Linked DNA regions of Homo sapiens: region 1 is linked to region 2. The links are chromatin loops, found by intact Hi-C in ENCODE. Cell type or tissue: PC-9. All regions are shown on one strand.

Evidence for each region. Peaks named below come from ENCODE experiments on the same cell type or tissue, not always from the same donor. Only the 100,000 strongest peaks of a DNase experiment are listed, where the experiment ranks them.
Region 1: it touches region 2 in a loop (8-fold over the local background); 5 of 110 quality-filtered maps call a loop at or near these places.

The regions. Positions count from the first base shown.
Region 1 is chr7:101,728,087-101,730,586 of GRCh38, forward strand. No RefSeq gene overlaps it. Among named protein-coding and RNA genes, the nearest start is that of CUX1, 88 kb to the right of the region's middle. In PC-9, no CTCF peak of the experiment used is centred here; a DNase peak (open chromatin) is centred at 1,475; H3K27ac peaks cover 2,000 bases.
Region 2 is chr7:101,790,965-101,793,464 of GRCh38, forward strand. No RefSeq gene overlaps it. Among named protein-coding and RNA genes, the nearest start is that of CUX1, 25 kb to the right of the region's middle. In PC-9, no CTCF peak of the experiment used is centred here; DNase peaks (open chromatin) are centred at 1,277 and 1,537; H3K27ac peaks cover 2,412 bases.

The DNA.
Region 1 (2,500 bases), 63 kb before region 2:
AGGCCTTTTATGTGAAACACTTGTGACCCACCAAAAATCCCATTGTAAGTCCTGTCGCTCTGACAAGCATCATAATCGCGCATCTGTCCAGAATTCTGCATTTAGGAGGAGGCTTTAAAGCCCACGTGCTCAGAGCTACGGTGTAGACCCTATACTCCACCATCCTGCCACAGGATTCAGGGAGCAGCTGGAGGTAAGATAATTGTAGGCTCCAGGCTCTGCACCCTGGGTGGGATTAGCATTAGTCAGTAGGTTTCTCTGTTCCCTCAATCTCCCCGCTCCCGGGACTTGCAAAGCAGTGAGAGTGGGCAACATGCCGTGTAACACAGTTAATTACACGTTGATTGCATTGTGCTGTAATTACTGTTCAGGCGTGTGGGGCTCCTCACCTGCACTGGATCCTGGAACTCAGAGAAAGAAGCTTCTGTCTCCTGTAATCCCAGCACTTTGGGAGGCTGAGGTGGGCAGATCGCTTGAGGTCAGGAGTTCAAGACAAGCCTGGGCAACATAGCGAAACCCTATCTCTACTAAAAATACAAAAATTAGCCGGGCGTGATGGCAGGTGCCTGTAATCCCAGCTACTCGGGAGGCTGAGGCAGGAGAATCGCTTGAACTCGGGAGGAGGAGGTTGCAGTGAGCCGAGATGCCACCAGTGCACTCCAGCCTGGGTGACAGAGCGAGACCCTGTCTCAAAAAAAAAATTAAAAAAAAAATTAAAATTATAATAAAAATAAAATTGATTGTAGAAATTGCACTAATGGATACATTAGAAGCCATTGAATTGTATATTTTTAATGGATGAATTGCATGGTATGTGAATTATATCTCAATAAAGCTATTACTTAAACAGGAGAAAACAAAAAACCCCAGCGACAATCTTCCTCAAGCTCCTTGGCAATAGGAGGCCTTGCCGTCCCCACCCAGCCTGCCTGAGTTCCTGCTTACAGTTGCTTCTTTTTTTTTTTTCCTTTGACACGGGGTCTCCCTCTGTCACCCAGGCTGGAGTGCAGTGGCGCAATCTCATCTCACTGCAATCTCCACCTCCCGGGTTCAAGTGATTCTCCTGCCTCAGCTTCCTGAGTAGTTGGGATTACAGGCACCTGCCATCATGCCCGGCTAATTTTTGTATTTTTATAGAGATGGGGTTTTACCATGTTGGTCATGCTGGTCTTCAACTCCTGACCTCAAGTGATCTGCCTGCCTTGGCCTCCCAAAGTGCTGGGATTACAGACGTTAGCCACTGCTCTCAGCTGCTTCTTAAATGCGGCTGGGGCCAAGCAGAAAAATGGCCCTCTCTCATGCTAGGCAAACGCAGAGCCCACTGGACAGAGTTCCCTGAGATCGAGGCAGGGATGACGCATGGCTGCCTTGTGACCAGCTATCTCTCCGCTCTCTGGTGAACTATCCCAAGCCAGACCGTGGTTTTGTAATTTGAAGTCCAAGGCCGTGAATCAACATAATCTACTTATCAAGACCAAAGGCTGCGGTCGCCGTGCATGTAGAAGGAATAGCTCACAGTGCGTGGCGCCTTCATGCCGGAGGGCTGGGCCACACCCTGGTGCACACTGGGGGTGGTGCCCAAGGATCCTGCTGGACTAACCAAACACAGCCCTGGGCCACACCTTCCCACAGGCCTCTCAGCCCTCTCAGCTCTTCCACTTGGAGCCTGAGAGTCTGACACCCCCCACCTCACCCCCAGTCAGCTCTGTGACTCCCAGTGCTCTGGCTTTGGGATTTGTTTTGTTTATTTTAGAGACAGCGTCTCTCTCACTGTGTTACCCAGGCTGGGGTGCAGTGGCGCCATCATGGCTCAATGCAGCTTTCAACTCCTGGCTCAAGTGATCCTCCCACCTCAGCCTCCAGGGTACCTGGGATGACAGGCATGTGCCACCATGCCCAGCTAATGTTTTAAATGTTTTGTAAATGTAGGGGGTCTATGTTGTCCAGGCTGGTCTCGAACTCCTGGCCTCCAGCGATTCTCCCACCTTGGCCTCCCAAAGCCTTGGGATTATAGGTGTGAGCCGCCGCACCCAGCCTGGCTTTGGCCTCGGCATTTACGTTATGTTGTAAAACACAAAACTTCAATCAGGGCCAAGTCTTTCAGCTTAAAACCCTTCAGTGCCTTCTGGGGATAAATACTGAGCTCTTGGGCCCAACTTGGTTTGACCCCTGGGAGTCCTACCCCTACTGGGAGCCCCCACAGCTCATCCTCCCCATGGCCCCTTCACTCCAGATACATGGGTCTTATTTTAGCTCTTTGGTTTTTTGTTTGTTTGAGATGGAGTCTTGCTCTGTTGCCCAGGCTGGAGTGCCGTGGTGTGATCTCAGCTCACTGCAACCTCCGCCTCCCGGGTTCAAGTGATTCTCCTGCCTCAGCCTCCTGAGTAGCTAGGATTACAGGTGCACGCCACCATGCCCGGCTAATTTTTGTATTTTTAGTAGAGACGGAGTTTCACCACATTGGCCAGGCTGGTCTCAAACTCCTGACCTCGTGATCCAC
Region 2 (2,500 bases):
CATCATAAAAATACTCTTTGTTGATTTTTCTTTTTTTAATTAAAACATGTTTTGTTTTGTTTTTTTTAATTATCAGTCATAGAGATGGGATCTCACTATGTTGCCCAGGCCGGACTCGAACTCCTTGTCTCAAGCAGTCCTCCTGCCTTGGCCTCCCAAAGCTCTGGGATTACAGGTATGAGCCACAGCACCCAGCTCCCTCTTGTTTTTAAATCGTTTTCCCCTCCCCTTCTCCTGTTTGAAGGCAACATGGCACAAGTCTTACTCTTGAAGCAGCAGCCTCTCTGACCGTAGAGAAAGAAACATCTGTGGAGAGTTTTCAAATGGCAAAAATAATGACAGTAATCAGCCGTCTTGTTACTTCTTGGGGACTGGGTGAAGTCAGTCCTTATTCAAAGAGATGGAATTTTCAGCATGGTTCCAATATGTCTTTTAATGGTTACACACATAGGTCCCTGAAAAGTATCCATGAGAAATAAAAAGAGCTGGGCTGTTTCTTTGAGTATTCTTTCAGCAGAAAAAAAAGAAAAAAGAGAAAACTGACTTGAGGGTATTGCTAAAAGATTTTCTGGTGTGGTTTTCTTTTCTTTTTCTTTCTTTTTCTTTTTTTTTTTTTTTTTGAGACAGGATCTTGTTCTGTCACCCAGGCTGGAGTGCAGTGGCATGATCACGGCTCACTGTAAACTTGATGTTCTGCACTCAAGTGATCCTCCCACTTCAGCCTCCCGAGTAGCTGGGATTACACGCACGTGCTACCATGCCCAGCTAATTTTTGTATTTTTTTGTAGAGACAGGGTTTCGCCATGTTACCCAGGCTGGTCTCAAACTCCTGGGCTCAAGCAATCTGCCCTATTTGTTTTCATTTGAGGGACAGGGCATCATGTACTATTTAATAAAAAAAAAAAGCGCCAGGCATGGTAGCTCACCCCTGTAATCCCAGTACTTTGGGAGGCCAAGGTGGGAGGATTGCTTGAGCCCAGGAGTTCAAGACCAGCCTGGGCAATATAGTGAAATCCTATCTCTACAAAAAATTTAAAAATTAGCCAAGTGTGGTGGCAAATGCCTGTAGTCCCAGCTACTTGGGAGGCTGAGATGGGGGGATCGCTGGAGCCCAGGAGTTCCAGGCTGCAGTGACTGGTGATCACACCACTGCACTCCAGCCTGGGCGACAGAGCGAAACCCTGACTCAAAAAAAAAAAGGAAAAAAAAGAAAGAAAGGAAAACAAATTGGATCATCAAATTGTCTGAGTCACCTGAGAAACCACAATTTAATGCCACCTTTCGATACCCAGAGTTCCTATCTTTGAATCAAATTAAGTAGAAAAACAAGTTAAAAAAAAAATCCTTAAATAATTATGGAGGTGGGCAGAGGGTTTTTTTTTTTTTGTGATCGAAATGGTTGATAATGCTTGTAGAAGAAAGGAAAAACATCTCATATAAAAATTTAATCTGAATGTTTTTGTTGTTAAAAGTCTCCTGTGAATCATGAATTATGAAAAACATGACCCAGGAAAGCTGTGAACAAGTTGATTCAAGTATCTCAGGCATGTGATGATCTCACGCCCCAGTCCAGCTTGGCTTCTGGGACGGTTAGGATTTTATCAGGTTCAGGGAACACTGATGGCCTAATTCTGGCTCCAGGCCTCACCCGGCTCTTTTCACACTGGCGCCAGATGTTTGGGAAGTTTTCAGGAAATTGTGGAAAACCAGACCTCAGGCTGGTCACCTTCCAGCAAGGTAGGAGGTGGCTGGTATGGTTTTCCCATTATTTTTTTCTTTTCCCTTTTTTTTTTTTTTGAGACAGGGTCTTGCTCTGTCACTGAGGCTGGAGTGCAGTGGTGTGATTTAAGCTGACTGCAACCTTGACCTCCCAGGCTCTAGCGATTCTCCTTAAGGATTGCAACCTCAGCCTCCCAAGTACCAGGGACTACAAGCCCACACCACCACACCTGGCTAATTTTTTTATTTTTTGTAGAGACGGTGTCTTGCTATGTTGCTCAGGCTGGTCTCAAACTCCTGGGCTCAAGCAATCCTCCCACCTCAGCCTCCTAAAGTGCTGGGATTACAGGCGTGAGCCACCGTCCACAGCTGCTCACCCATTCTTAAATACAAAAGGAGACCCTGAAAATAAACTGTACAGAGGGATAGATTAGACCTCATGACCCTTGACCTTTAACTCTTCACTGAGGAAGGAGCCCGGCTCCTTTTTTCCTACCTGCACTCATCAGACATTTATTACACGTGGTGGGGCGTGGTGGCTCACAGCTGTAATCCCGGCATTTTGGGAGGCTGAGGCGGGTGGGTCACCTGAGGTCAGGAGTTCGAGACCAGCCTGGCCAACCTGACGAAACCCCGTCTCTACTAAAATTACAAAAAATTAGCTGGGTGTGGTGGCGCGTACCTGTGATCCCAGCTACTCGGGAGGCTGACACAAGAGAATAGCTTGAACCCGGGAGGTGGAGGTTGTAGTGAGCCTAGATCGCGCCACTGCACTCCAGCT